Regions from separate parts of the Mus musculus genome. Here region 2 is linked to region 1. The links are chromatin loops, found by intact Hi-C in ENCODE. Cell type or tissue: gastrocnemius. All regions are shown on one strand.

Region 1 (8,000 bases):
TGCTTGAGCCCACTTCAAAGCTAAAGGCAGAGCCAAGAGAAGAAAATTCCAGGGCTGTGTGTTTATGGCAGTGGGGTGCATACCCTGGAGCAGTTTCTCCCAAGATTGAAACACTCAGTCTAAAGGGAAGTTCTTCAAGACAAAAGGTTAACATCTCAAAACAGCTTCAGGAAGTCCCTGAAACTGACCAGATTCACTACCCCAACCAGATATGTAAACAGTAGAGATTATTGAGAGTCACTCTCGGCCAATCCCAGACCCATCTGGAGAAGCAGAGACCAGCCCAACTTTCGAGAAGAAACCAAGATCAGAGTGTCTTCCTGGAAGAGGCTCGGCCAGCTGAGGCACCTGGAAAGAGCCCTCTCCAACCTGTTGAGCTGCCTGTAAAGTCCTCAGTGTGCTCCAGGGTCCCAGCTGTGTGAGTTGTCACCCATGCTGGGGTGGGCCTTGGCGATGCAGCTGTCTGAATCATTTCTGCTCCTTGTAAGTAAGCCCTCGCCCATACTTTTCTACGTGACCCCAATAAAACTCATTGGTTGACCAAGCTGGACTTCAGTACCTCGGTCTGTCACGAGCTCCCTATTTAGGTAAGTAAATGTATGTGTTGGGTATCCCCAGGGGAAGTCCCATACAACAATATACAACAGTGGTGTGTCTTCTGAAGTACCAATCCTCTCTCTCTGAGGTCTGGAGACAAGTGTCTATTTGCTATCAGGCTGGCATATGTATAGTGCCTTGTACTTCATAGACTTCTGAGGAGAGGCAAGACCAGCTCCGGGGAATGGAGTTTAACCTCACTCAAGTCCTCTGCAGCTATGGGACAGAAGAGGCATTGCAGACTTGGGGAAGGGGAAGCCATCCTACATTTGCTCTGGCAAGAGTTACTCAGTAGAATGAGACAGCCCCTGACCCTTGGCCTCTTTGCTTGCAGTTAAAAGGGTAGTGATGGCCTAAGCTCACACAGGATCTACCTATGAGACACACCCTGGAGCTCAGTGGTAGAAGCTGTGCTTGCCATATTGACACAGAAGTAAAAGCGGGCCAGGGTGGAAAAGTCGTAAATCTGTCCTCCACATCCCGCCTCCTTTTGGTGGCACATCAAGTTCTGACTTTTTCTCGGTACCTTCCTTCTCTAGCTGGCCGCTGCCCGCCATGCTCTAAGGTGCTGACGTAGCATCCCATGCTGCCCCAGTCTACCTTCTTCTTTAGCTTAAGCATTTGGCCTCTGGCTCCACATCTTATCACAAATCCTTGAGAACAGAGACCATACCTCATCTTGGTCAGTATCTCCCTGGGTATCACTGTGACAGCAGTAGATCTCCATGCTCTTAAGATAAATAGAAACTGTATCAAAGGCTGGGAGAGGAGAAGCAGAGGTGACCAGCAACTCCCTGATGGCTGAGCTCTTGCCTAAAACTGCCAAGTGCTGTTGGAAGCACCCGAGCCACTTATCTCATTTCACAACCATCTCTTGAGGTGACCTGTGTTACAAAAGAGGTGATTTAACTGCGGGCATAAAGTGAACTTCTTAATGTCATGCCTCAGCCAAAAGTCAAGGCCAGGATTTGAACCCAGTAAACTTCCAGCCCATGCTCTGCCATGTGTCCGACTGCTGCAGAGGGAAAGCTGTCCCTTGTGAGTAAAAAGTAATGGGGACAAAAAATCTCAGGGGAAGAACACGGACACTTACTTTCAAAAAGAAAGACACTCTACCCAAGTCTGTTCTCATGGCCCAGCCACCATGAGGACAGTCTGCCTGCCACTGAGCTCAGCTCTGTGTCCCCCACCCCACCCACCCCCGTTACTGACAAGTTAGTACAAGTTTTCCTCTGCCACTGCATGAATTGGAAAAAGGTGTGAGACAGATAGGAAGTGTGCATGTGCCCATGGAGTATATCCCCAGACCAGAAAGCCTGAGCTTTCGAATTGCTTGTTGGGGTGGACCTCCAGGCAAGCTGTGAACCCACTTGACAAGAGAACTCTCTGTGACCTAGGCAAGCTAAGCACCCCACGTTAAGTATCCCGCTGTCTGTGTCCCTTCTCACTGAAAGCTTGTTTTGACATTTTTTGCAGCGCTAACTTAAAAGAAGATATTTGAGGTACCAGAATCTCAGACCTACAAATGCAACCGAAGTCACCCGAATCCACCACTCTGCAAGAATCAACCTGTTGGTAGGTGTGGTGGGATGTGTCTATAACCCCAGCACTGGGGAAGGTAATGCAGGGGGGTCATGAGTTCAAGACAAGCCTGGACCATATGACTAAACCCTGCCTCCAGACGAAGAAGGCAGACAAAAATAGTAAGAGGGAAAAAGAAGGATGGGACGAAGAGTGTTTGAAACACACAACGCCAGTAGAACTTCTGGTAGGGAAAGGAGGGATGGTTTTATTAAATAGCAACCGTGTGTGTGCATGTGTGTGTGTGTGTGTGTGTGTGTGTGTGTGTGTGTGTAAAACAGAAAGGAGTCAAACCAATTGCTTTATTCTAATAAGATGTCAATACAGCTCAAAAATATGAAATGATGTGCGTTTTTATCCTCCCTCCACCCCACTCAGCAAATACCCGTGGAGTGAGGTGTGTCTGCTGTGGGCTAGGTTTTGCTCTTCAGTTGTGTACTAAAGACAAATGTTAAGGTGAGCGAGCCTTGGGGAAAAGAGAATTTGTAGGCAGATCTAGCCAGATGACAGAAGAATAAGTGCATACAGTATAAGTTTCAGATGCATGGGACAGATGTGACTTTGAAGTGAAGGTATATATCCATATCCACTCTGTAGCAGAATAGTATAGTATAGTACAGTACAGTAAGGTATTCTCAACAAACTTACAGGGTTGGCTTTCCTGCCCACACTCCATGACTGAGAAGCAGCCCCAGTGAGCACTGAAGCTACCTGCCAGTACTCTGTTCTTCTGGCTCTATAGCCCAGGATGTTGTCAGGGTCCACACATGCTTCAAAAGGTGTCAGAGAGCGAGTCTGTGACTATTGCGTTTTCCTCCTTCCTGCCCTTCTTCAATCTCTCTACAAAAGGGGCAGAGACCTGGACAGGTATATTCTGGAAAGAAATCCTATCACGCGTGACACGTCTGCTATACGATGTGATTTAGCCATGGAGGACAGTGGCTATGGGACTCGGTTTATGGAAGGTGTCTCTGGCTGTCCATCATGTGAAAGCAGAAAATAAAATCGTGGCCACTGGAGCCTTTGGAAAACGGAAGTGGGGACTTACCAACAAGTGTAAGGTTGTATACAGTTACAGAAGATGGGTAAGGGCTGGATATCTGTCCACCTGTAATGCCTAAGGTTTTAAGATATGGTCCTGTGCACTCAAAAACATGTTAAAAGAGTGGATCTCATCTTAGTGTTTTTATCACACACACAAAAATGACAAGCATAAGGGAACTTGGGGAGATGGTGGACGTGGCATTTACCTTGACTGCAGAGATGGTTCATATGTAACAAATGTCCAAGCTCACAGAACTATGTGCAAGTTTTTATATCAGTTACACTGCAATAAGCCTATTTAAAAGGTAGCGCTTGTGTAGACTCTTCTCCATTCAGCAATCCTTCTCTAGCATTCAAACAGACTTACTCTGACCCAGTTCACATCTATTCCTGTTTGAAGAATTTCCCCCACTTCTTTTCTCTTGCCCTTGGGAAATTAGCTTCCTGGTCACATACCTATGGAGGTAAATAGAGGGCCTCCTGCATACTCCCTGGCTCCTAGCTAGAGTGGCTTGAAAAAGGAGGATGCTCTCAGCCTATCTCCACCCAGACCCAGATGGAAGACAGCTTTAGGGAAAATGTCCTGAATTTTACGTTTCGTTTCATAGGCTTCCAGCGTCCACTGAGGCCAGTGCAGCCTACACCTCACTGAGGTAAGTGGATTCAAGCAAGCTATGACTTTCTGTTGCTAATTTACTTCGCTTAGCATACTGTATCCCACGTTTATCTAAACAATGCGAGCAATTCATGCTAGCCCTGGATGGCGTGTTCAGAGGCTACATCTCTGCATCTCAGCTGCAGTCTTGCACTGACAGACAAATCCCAGGGTGGAGTGGAGACGCCCCCGTTGTTCATTGTGCTTAGCTTCTTCGGAACGCCCTTCATGCCTGCTTTTCCAAGGTCTGGCACCCTCTCTCACCTCTGAGAATGGAAAAAGACTAAGAAGCTAGGATATGATACCATTGTGAAATGATCTTGAACTGGGGTGTGTGGGATCAAAGACATACCTCAGAGGACCAGGGAATGAAGGGATGAAGGCTCTCTTGCGCTTCCCACTGGCTGCTGCAGGAGAGCCAAGCACAGGCTGTAAGAAGTGCCTCGTGGACTAAACCTACGCGCTTAGGAACCTAGCTGTTTGGAGTCCCGGGAGATGAAGCTGTGTGCGCCTGTACAGAGGAAGGAATATGCTGGCTTTCATTTCCTGGTCCTTCAAGATGTAGCAACTAATTATTCCGGCGCAACAAGCACCCCCTGGTGGTCATAGGAGGTGTTTCCCATTACAAAAGTGTGTAAACAGCACCATCTACAGTTCATAACATATTGCAGCCTTGCCAACGAAATTCAATTTGCTCCCTTTCATTAAGTACCTGTGAAACAAAACAAGGGTGAAAATAAAACGCAACTCTTTAATAATGTGTGTTCCGTCTCATACTGAGGTATAAACGTCGAACCTCGCGTAGCCACGAACAAAACGTGGATTCTCAAGTTAAACGACTGAAATCTGGTCGTAACTTTTTGAGCTTAGGAAAGTTAATACGGCAAAACTTTGGGGATTTTTTTTTTATCTGTAAAGAAGGTTTTGTGTTTACTTACAGTACTGAACCAAAGCTTAAATAAAATAATACACATAAGATAAAATCAAATATTATAAAGTAAGTTGGTATAATAAATAGGCTTTAAATTACAACAACAAAAAATTCACCCAGAAATGGGGAGTGGGTGTTGTTGAAGCTGTGAACTATTTCTGACATGGGTTTGTCAAATGAAAAACAAGAACTCTGTAAAGTATTTTTTTTGAAAAGTATCCTTTCCTCTCTGTAGAATGATTGAGTCCGACCCTCCTCCAAAAGATGATCTGCCCCTTGGGCACAAGGCCTTGAAACAAACTTCTGTCATATAGTTGCTGCACAAGCTATGGATGGTTACCCTTCCCTTAGTGAGGACTACAGGCCATTACAGAACCTTCTGCAATCTAATAATAATAATAATAATAATAATAATAATATGTTAATTATTCTTGGTTTCTGTGCATGAGACTCGTCTTAGCTGCATGTATGGATGGGCACTGTATGTGTGGCTGGTGCCTGCAGAGGCCAGAGGAGGGTGTGTGATACCGGTACTGAGACTGGTGTTAAGGATGGCTGTGAGCTACCATGTGGGAGCGGAACTGAACCCTGGTCTTCTGCAAGAACAGCTGCAGGTCCTGCCTCAAGGCAGAGTATTCTCCTCCCGGGTAGCCTCCAGACTCCATCTGCAAGATCAGCCCTCCCTAGAGTCCACCCTGACTCTCACCCCGACAAATTTGGAAGCCAAGTTCTCAAAATATTTTGACACACACACACACTCAAACCACACAGAGCCATCCATCAATATGAAGGAGAAATTAGTCCCAGGACCCTCTACCAATATGGTTACCCAAATCCAGAGACGCTCAGGTCCCTTCTGTTGGTTGCATGCGGTCTGTGCCTGCTTCCCATGAACTTCATCTCTGAATTATCTAATGCAATGCGAATGCTATCAGATAGTCTTGTACTGTAATACAACACCTAATACAGTGTAAATGCTATTAAGTAGTTTTTACACTGAATCGTTTAGAGGATAACGGCAAGGAGAGCAGGCTGTGCATGTTCAATACAAATATGATTTATTTCAAATACTTCGGGTCCATGGTCTGTTGACTCCAGAGCCACAGAAGCAAAGGGGCAACTGAACATGTACATATAGATGCTTTACTGCTTCTGTTTCTCTGGGTGTATCGATACTGCATCTTTATTCAACACACCAGTCTAGAGGGGGTTGACTCCTGGTGCCCTCATTCACTTTGATTGTCAGCTTGACATAAGCTAAATTCATCTGAGAAGAAAGGCTCCATAGAGGAATTCCATAGATCAGAATGGCCTGTGAGCACATCTGGGGACTGGGGTTGTCATAATTACAAATTTATACAGGATTCCCAGCCCACTATAAACAGTTACACCCCTAGGCAGATGGCCCTGGGAGTGACAAGACAGCTAACTAAGGAACTGAAGACATGGCTCAGAGGTTAAGGCTACTTGCTACTCTTACAGAGGACTGAGTTTAGTGTCCAGGACCCTTACTGGACATCTCACAACTGCCCTTAGCTCCAGCTTCAGGGGATCTGATGACTTTTTCTGGCCTCTACAGTCACCAGGCACTTATGTGGTCACACACACACACATATAAACACAAATACACACACATATAAACACACATATACACACATACACACACATATACACACATACAAACACACATACACATAAACACACATACACACACATATAAACACACATATACACATATACACACAGACACACATATAAACACACATAAACACACATACACACACATGCACTCAATGCAAACAAATTAATCTTTCTTTAAAGAAACAGAAACACAGCCTGTGAATGAGCCTTCTATCAGGTTCCCCCAACTTTCCTCAATGACCAACTATAAACTGGAAGTGTAAGCCAAATAGATTCTTTCTTCCCTATTATTTTTGGCCATAGTATTTGTCACAGCAATAGAAATCAAACTAGAAACACCTGAGGATTCTGGGCAGATAAGCTGCTCTCTGGGAATGGGAGCTGGCGCATCTGGGGCAGGGTCCATGGCCTAAGAAGATGGGGTTGCTTTTCCCTTATTAGCCTTGGAACTTCAAGACATGGTGTTTGTCTTCGGTGTAGCTTGAAAAGCATAGCTCCTAAAAGGAGGAAACTAGAAACGGCTCTTCTTAGCCATCTGATAAGAGAGTAATTAGCACTACAGGTTGGCAAGGACAGGCCTTGGCAGTGAGGCAAAAGGCAGGTAAGATAGACAAGGGCCAGAGATAGGCTAGCTCTTTTCCCAGGAGGGCCAGCCAGGCTTCAGATGAAACAGGAATCTGTGCTTAAATTGAGGCCGAATACCATGCAGGAATTCCAGGTATGGCATGTTGGTGATACGCTCTGTGTCTTTGCTAGGGGAGTCAGGGAATGTTCTGCCAGAGCTCTTTAAACAGAAATACAAGTTGACTGCATGCAGAGCCCATGGCAGAATGGAAGCCTCAGCTTGTCTGGCCTTCCAGGACAGGCATACCTCTTCCCGGGAACTCCATTCGCAGACTGTAACCTCAGTGAGCCAGAGGCTCCACACACCCATAGAGTGACACAGCACTGGTGCCCAAGAGCTGTGCATTCTGACACACAGCATGAAAAATGTTCCCCCAGGGGTCCCAGAAACACTGCTTACAGACTTCAGACAGGCTCGAGACTCTGCAAGAGAACAGGGTATAAAAGACAGTGAACCTGTGATACTGTGACCACCTATGAAGCTGCTAACAGTAGTAGGAGGTCACCTGATGAGACGGAATCCAGATCACCACGTCCCTCACGTCCACTCCCTACACTTGTCTGCCATCTTTTTTTTTTTTTTTCTTTTTCTGTTTTGGTTTGGTTTGGTTTGGTTTGGTTGGTTGGTTGGTTGTTTTTTGTTTTGGTTTTGGTTTTGGTTTTGTTTTTTTGGTGGTGGTGGTGGTGGTGGTGGGTTTTTTTGTTTGTTTGTTTGGTTGGTTTTTTGGTGTTTTTTTTTTTTTTTTTTTTTTTTTTGGTACTTTTGAGACAGGGTTTCTCCATATAGCCCTGGCTGTCCTAGAACTCACTTTGTAGACCAGGCTGGCCTCGAACTCAGAAATTCGCCTGCCTCTGCCTCCCAAGTGCTGGGATTAAAGGCGTGTGCCACCACTGCCTGGCTAGCTCCCCGTATTCTGCACCCCTAGT
Region 2 (8,000 bases), 250 kb before region 1:
GAATGCCAGGGAGAGGAAGAGGGTTTGGGTGGGTTGATGAGCAGGGGGAGTAGGGAGGGGATGGGGGGCTTTGGAGGGGAAATCAGGAAAGGGGACAACATTTGAAATGTAAATAAAGTAAATATCTAATAAAAACATGCATTTCCTTAATGGATAGTTGTGTTGAATTTCTTTCAGATGGTTACCTGCTATCTGTATATCTTACTTTGTAGAATATTTGGTCCATTTTTAACTGACTTGTTTTCTTATCATTAGAATTTTATAGGTTTTCTCATATTCTGTGCTCAAGAGATCAGATTTGTAGGTTATAAATGCTCTTATCTTTTTCATTTATTCACCAGCATCTTTTAATAAACAGATGCCTTATTATTTTGTGGATTGTACCTTTCATATCAAATCTAAAACAGTTTTGTCTTACTCAAGGTTGCAAAGATATTTTTCCATGTTTTCTTCTAGGAATCTTAAGATCACAGATCTTACATTTTGCCTTCTATCTGCTTATAGGTTGGATTTCATATAAGGTACGAAGAAGACAACAAAGTTCTTGGCTTCTAGTCTTTCTCTTTTTGAATATTGATACCCAATTGCTCAGCATCTGTTTGTTATAAGGTTTATCCTGTGACCACTAAGTGCTTTTAGATTTTTTTTTCAGAACTCAGCTGTCCATAATATGTCTAGAGTGTCTATTCTTTTTCCCCGGTCTGTTTTCTATCATTGCAACAACATCACACTGTATTAATTTCTCTAGTTTTATAATAATCATTGAACTAAGGTAGCAGTGCCTCTTTGTTTCTTTTCTTTAAATTAATATCAGGAAGTGATTATTTAAGATCTTTCAACATATAAACAAGGAGATGGCTTGTTTATGTACTTTCTGCACAAGTGTGAAGACCTGAGTTTAGACCACCACAACCCATGTAAATGCTAGGTCTATGTGGCAGCTTACCTGTAATCTCAGCCCTCAGGAGGCAGAGGCAGGGGTCCCTGAATCAATCTGACTAGCTCGACTAGTCATGTCTGTCAACTGTGGGTTCATTTACCTGCCTCAGAGAACAATGGAGGAAGAGACTGAAGAAGGTACCTAACATTGACTTTAGGCCTCCACACGTGCATGCACATGTACCTATATGTATGCACAGCCACACACGTGTGCTCAGAGTTCCCTGAAGCATACCTGGTCTCTTGGATAAGCTTCATTTAATGCCTGTGGTTTTCCTACAGTGCCGGGAAGGATCTTGTTTGAACAGGGCTACCTATGAAAGTGATTTCTGGTTCATTCACATAGATATTCAGAGGCTGTTGCTGCCATGCACCAAAGATGCCAGGTTACTTCTTAATCTGTGTGCAGAGCTAGGCATTACCCATGTAGTGCTAGCTTGGCAGGCACCAGATTTTAAGAGTTATAGGGTTATTGAGGGTTGTATCTAGACTCCTGAGAAAAAAATCCAAGGATATATATGTATATGTATATGTGTATATATATATTATATATATATTCTTGCATATATATATAATGCATATATATGCATTAGAATATATGTGTATTGGTATTAATTTGTTGATTTATACAATCTTGGTAAGAGTTTAACTGCAATGACATTTAATATACAGATAAATTGAAGTAGTCATATGGTTTGATTGTGACATTTCCTCCCATAGACTGATGTCTGAAAACTTGGTCTCTGGCTGGTGGCGTTGTTTTGGGAGGCCATAGAATCTTTGAGATTCTGGCATATATAGAAGAAGGATGCTCCTGGGGACAGATTTTCAAGGCTTACAGTCTCCAGTTTTTTCCCAAGTCTTTGCTTCCTCATATGCCCAGGTACAACAATCCATGCAGCAAGCTCCTGTCACCATGGACAGAGCCACCTGAGCCCACATACCTTTTCCACCACAATGAAACGATACATCCTAAAACTGCTATCCAAAAAAAAAAACCCCTTATTTTCATTAAATTACTCTCTCGGGTATCTCGTTTGGCTTTGTTTTGTGTTTGTCACAGTGGTACAAAACTTACTAAGGGAGAAAATTGGTGCCCACAAATGGGGCCATGGCTGCAATGCACAACAGCACGGGAGTCCCAGGCCTCTAAGAACTGGTTAACAGGAGGGATGTGGAGCTGTGGCTAGAGCTTACTGAGCCTTTCTTGTGGGAGTCTGGAAGAATATAACGTCTATAGAAATGAGGACAGTGAAGAGTGCTAGTGTTCTGAGGCAGAAGCAGGGAGTTTAAAAGGAAATTCAGTGGAGGCTACTTATGTTACATTATGGTAAGATATCTTATATTCTGTAAAGGACCTGAAATTTCTAGATTAATTTTTAAATAATTAAATAATTAATTTGGCAGAGGGAACAATTAAATCAGCACAGATTTAGATTGTGGTAAGATCCTACTTGCTACTCCCAGTCAGATTTATCACGAGACTTCAAAGCAAAAAAAATGGAGCATAAAACTATAAAAGATGTGGAGTTTGGCAAGGAAATGAACATGCAGGTGTTTAAAAGAGCAGACAAATTGGTTGTAGTAGTTAAAGAGTCACTTCAGACTTAACTAGGATAGCAGCTAAGGTGACTTTAGGGTAAGATCCCACCCAGTGATGTCTCCAAGGTATAAAAACAATGTGAATTAATTAAAAGGGGAGTCTTTTGGACAAATAGAGCCTCCAGGGCACCTTTTTGAACAGGGATACCAATGGAAGCGATTTTCCTGGTTTGTCCACATAGAAACTCATAGGCCATTGCCAATATGCATCAAAGAGAGTTGGCTACTTCTCAACCTATCAGCAGAACTAGACACTGTCTGTTCAGTGCTCCATTTGCAGGCACCAGAACACAACAGATACAGGGCCACTGAGGGCTGCATCAAGGTTCCAGAAAAAAAGGCAATGGTGACAGGCAATCCATGGTAGGGTAGGCTGAGATTCTCTGAAGAAAGATCCTACAGCGCAGATGTATAAAGCCATGAGAGTAAACCTCAAGGCATGTGGTACATTTCCCCATGAAAGCTGCAGGCATCAAGTGGAGCAGGTGAAAGAGAGAGAGAGAGAGAGAGAGAGAGAGAGAGAGAGAGTGAGCGAGAGAGAGAGAGACCTTGTGTAAAGCAAGGAACATAAACGGAGTTATCCAAGCCCATCATATCCTAGATGCTGCTGCACGAGCCTCAGACACTGGACATGACGTGCCTGGTTTGAGTTTGCTTTGGTCTTGTCTATCCTCATTCTCCCTCTATCCCTTTGGGGATGGAAATATCTATTATGTGACATTATACATTGAAATCATGTGCTTTGTTTTGACTTTACAGGAATTCACAGGTAAGAGTTTACCTTGAATCTCAGAAAAAAATCTTTGAACTATTGAATAGTATTGAGCCTGTTAGGAGAAGTTCTTGTCAAGTTGTATTGAGTGCCGTTTGCATTATGAGACAGCCATGTGCCTGCGAGGGCCAAGGGTAGAATTTCAAGGTCTGAGTGTGAAATGTTGCCCATAAATTTGTCTGTTGGAACACCCAGGTCCAAGCTGGTGGAGTGCTATCTGGTAGGTTGTAGACTTTGGGGGCTTTGGCCCAGCTAGCAAGAGTGGGCCACTAGGGGGCAGGTCTTAAAGGTTACACCTGCCTCCAGGTTTTCCCTAAGCTCTTCTTCACCAGGATATAGCAAGTCAGTCTGCAAGCTCCTGCTACCATGGGCAGAGACAATTCCAGCTGTTCCATCTTTCTCAACAAACCTTCTCTTTATTAACTTGCTTCTAAAAGGTATTTTGTCACAGCAATAGAAAGTTATTAACACTCATAGATAGTTTAGAATCATTTCTCTCCACTCAAGTGTACACAGGCCATCTTCAGTTTCTATCAATAATTTTTTTCAGTTTTAGCATACAGAGCTTTCATATCATTAGTCTGATTTATCTATTAAGTATCTCGTATTTGTGAAACTAATGCTCTTCTGTTGGATATTCATCGGGGCATTCCAGTCTTCTGGGAGGTCCCCTTCCAGGCAGTTTTGTCCTTATTGATATTCTGTGCTGCAAACTTTGGCTCCATTGGTCTCTCTGGGTTCTTGGCTTTGTCTGTTCAACTTAGCCCACCATATGCACCATCCTGTCATGCACTGCAGCCTGGAAACACAGTCAAGGCCATAAATTGTGGCCGTCCGTGGTTCTGAAATTTGTTACTTTTGCTTTTCTGTCCGGTGTCTGAGAAAACCTTTTGCCTTTCATATACACATTAAGTACTCTTAACCTAAAAATCGAGAATCTGAGAATTCAAAAATTCCAAACTTCAACACTTTGGAATTCTCATATGATGCTACTAAGATCTAGAAATGGTACATTGGGCTTCATGTATCAAGTCAAACACAGTCAAAACACAGGTATATTGAAAATATTCTGTAATAGTACCTCCTGCTTATGAGTATAAATTAATACAAACATAAATGATGTTGGCATTTAGACTGCGCTTCACTCCCAATATATCTCATTATGTATATGTGAATATTCCAAAATCCAAAAATCTCTGCAATCTGAAGCTCTCTTGGTCCTGCACATTTTATATAAGAGATAATTCAGCATACATTTATCTAGTTTTGATGCTGCCATATCAGCCAGGATGGTAAATCTGGTCTCTGTTACTCCATCACAGGTGGAAACAGAAATCTTTTTCATTAGTATTTAGATGCAAGGAATAAAATACCCTCTTGAGCATGCTTTTATCTCTGGTGATTAATCTTGCCATTTCCCCAGCCCCACTTTCTGAGGAAAGTTGTCTGGATCTGGAATTGAGATTTCTTCCCTTTCCTATCTTTTATCTTCACTTCCCTATCTTTTATGAGCTCCAACCTGGATCCTGGCTCATCGTATCTCCGAAGGAGTTTGAGTACAGAGCTGTCTCTAAAGCTGGGAGTAATTTTTGGGCCCAGTCTTGTTTACCTTCCCGTACAACATTTGAGCCATCTGTCACTCCTGGTCCTTCTATGATGACATCTACTTATCTTTTCTCCCATCTTTCCCTTGGGTCCCTTTGAAGGCTCGCCCTTGTCTATGAAGGTCACTCACGCTTGCCTGTCTCTGGATTCTCTGCATGTCCTCTGGTTTTCTCTATTATGTATATTTATTACTATACTTGCATATTATGTGTATAGGAGCTATCGCCTGTAACACATAGTTTCAAAGAGAACTCAGCTGTCTGCCAGTCATGTGTACTAAGTGGCTGGAAAATATACATCATAAGGTCAGCATGTCCTCAAATTAACTTACAATATTCTCCCAGGCTCATTCTTCTTGGAAAACAAAATAACCAAGGGAGATTCTGCTGTGTCTGTGTGAGTAGCTTTATAACGCATGCAGTAACTGAGTGAGCAATGCAGGAAGCCACTCCGTTCCTTCTCCTCTTCTTTACCAGGGCCTTTATTGTCTGGCAGGGCCTTGCTTGGACCACCTTCTCGGCTCCTTCTCCCACCGCTCTCCTTCCATCTGCTGTGAACTCCAGCTCCATCGGCCTCCTCTGGGCTCTTTGAAAGCATCATCCCCTCATCTTTCATTGGTCACTTGGGCTCTTCCATCCTCCTGAAACACTGCTGCCTACTTGAGTTTCCCTGTTAAGCTCTGCTCAGTGCTCTGTCTCTCACCTCACACATTATTGGTTTGGGGAGTCAGCCATAGACTTTGTAGACTAGCTCAGTCATTTCTTTTCTTTGCTGCTTATCTCATCTTTGAAGTACTAAGCATGTTTGCAATGATATATTTATGTGTATTCTTTTAAATTTATGCCATCCACTGTCTGGACTGTACATACAAAAGTGGTAGAAATACTGCCTAATTTTGCTTATCTTTATAACTCCAAAGCCTCGATACCTCCCTGATTAATGTCAGACACTTAGTATTTTCTTGAATAAGTGAATGAGTAAGAATTCAGGGCCCATCCTTAATAAGGAGAGCCAGGTGGTTACTACAGTTATAGCTCCACTCAAGCATCAATTTCACCAGGACAAGACTTGTATTGCCACAAAGTTCCTAATGGTAAGAAAGTCTCCATCTCCGTAGAAACAATCACAATTCACAGTTGCTTCCATCTGTCTCCAGCCCTCCCACCCATGGTCACTAATACCAGGAAGTGCAGAACCACCCACCTGCCCATTGAGTGTCCCAAGGCAAAGCTGCCAGGTCTTTGCACTTCTCTCCTTCTGTGTAAAGTTCATTCTATTTTTGAATGTCTTTCTAATCCCCATGGCTGGTTTCCAAAGTGGGTTATAAGTGGTATGGGGATGAAAGGCAGTTAACTAGAACCATGGCCTTTCCCCAAATCAACACACACAAGCATGAAATGCATCCAGCCACACCATCTTGTAGAGTGCCTTTTCTGCCCTGAAATTCTCTTTGCTACCCTGTTCCTGTATCTTCTCTCCAACCTCTGGCAACCATGGTCCTCTGTCTCCATTGTTTTACCTATTTTACACATCACACAGTTGGAGCCATATGGTGGTAGCCTTTTTAGATCAGATGCTTTAGTAGTGTGTGTTTAGGGTTCTTTCCTATGTTTTGGGGCTTTGAGAGGGCATACTTTTGAGAATGGCAGAGTAGCCCTATGTCTGCATTGACCCTGCTTTATATGTCTATCTTCGGAAGGATGTTTGTTCATATACTGAAGGATAATTCACCTACATGGGATAGAAGGAGTTCTCTCATGTCTCCTGGACCCTGGATCCTGTCGAAGTTACCGCCCCCACAGCCCCCACAAGAGAAGCATGGCTAAAAGTCAGGGTAGACAATGTCCCAAGCTTCTGAACTTCAGGCTAGACTCCTCCCATTACCTAGCAACACCATAAGAGGGGCGCTTGGACCCACCTCGATCTCTTACTCTTCTTACACTTACTCTCCTCTCCCCTCTCCTCTCCTCTCCTCTCCTCTCCTCTCCTCTCCTCTCCTCTCCTCTCCTCTCCTCTCCTCTCCTCTCCTCTTCTCTTCTCTCCTCTCCCTCTCTTGTCCTCTCCTCTCCTCTCCTCTCCTCTCCTCTCCTCTCCTCTCCTCTCCTCTCCTCTCCTCTCCTCTCCTCTCCTCTCCTCTCCTCTCCTCTCCTCTCCCTCTCTTGTCCTCTCCTCTCCTCTCACTCTTTCCCTCTTATTCTCTAGCCTTTCTTCTCTCTCTCTCTCTTCTTTCCCCCTTCTCACCTCTTGACCATGGCTGCTCTCTCTCTCTCTCTCTCTCTCTCTCTCTCTCTCTCTCTCTCTCTCTTTCTCTCTCTCTCCACCTTTTTTCTTTCCCCCTGCCTTTCTACAATAAAGCTCTAAAACCGTAGATTGACTCTGTTCATCAAGGCCTGGTGCACTTACTCTTGCCTGTGTGGGAACTTCTCTCCCTCAGCCCTCTCTCCCATAACCCCGGGGCTACAGGGTGTCACCCCAGGGCCCCTGGTTGGGAGCTGCCTGTTGTTCACTCCCCAACCCCCGTCGAGTGGGGTCAGTGGCTTAGATGCCCAACCGGGGCCAAGTGGAAAGCGTCTGGCAGCCCTCCTGCGTCTGTCCACCTGCCCAGAGCATAGGAGGAACTCTGGCTGGATCTGGCTGGATGTGAGCTATCCTCCCTCCCCCCCTTCCCCTGTCCCCTTTTAGTTCCTACATTTTCCCAAGTCTCTGTTGCTCTCTTTTCCTGATTCCATTGTTCCTTTGCCCCCCTAGCTAGTATCACTTCTACTTTTAAGTCATCTGTATTATATGCCATGATGCCTGGTTTTATGTCAATTTGCTACACGCTAAAGTCATTTGGGAAGTGCATAGTTACATCATGCCATAGGTCTGTATTTAGTTTTCTGAGGAGCTTGGATGCTGACCTCCACTGGGGCTGGACTAATTTACATTCCTACCTATAGTGTGTAAGAGTTTTCTTTTGTCCATGCCCTCATTAGCATTTGTTGGTTTTTGGTTAATTGACATCCTGTCTGGGGTCAGACAGACTCTCAATGTAGTTTTGTTTTTGTTTTTGTTTTTTTTTTTTTGGTTTGCATGTTTCTCA

The links. Hi-C counts contacts between places; a loop is a spot of excess contacts. Peaks named below come from ENCODE experiments on the same cell type or tissue, not always from the same donor. Only the 100,000 strongest peaks of a DNase experiment are listed, where the experiment ranks them.
Region 2: a loop joins it to region 1, with 2.4 times the contacts of the local background. A loop is called at or near these places in 2 of 42 quality-filtered maps.

Annotation. Positions count from the first base shown.
Region 1 is chr9:31,556,139-31,564,138 of GRCm38, reverse strand. Gm31408 (a long non-coding RNA gene) reads right to left here and starts at 4,441. Exons shown (of 4, transcript XR_379214.3): 1 at 4,230-4,441. In gastrocnemius, no CTCF peak of the experiment used is centred here; a DNase peak (open chromatin) is centred at 4,454; H3K4me3 peaks cover 330 bases.
Region 2 is chr9:31,804,540-31,812,539 of GRCm38, reverse strand. No RefSeq gene overlaps it. Among named protein-coding and RNA genes, the nearest start is that of Gm31497, 97 kb to the left of the region's middle. In gastrocnemius, a CTCF peak has its summit at 3,581 (motif pointing right); a DNase peak (open chromatin) is centred at 3,582.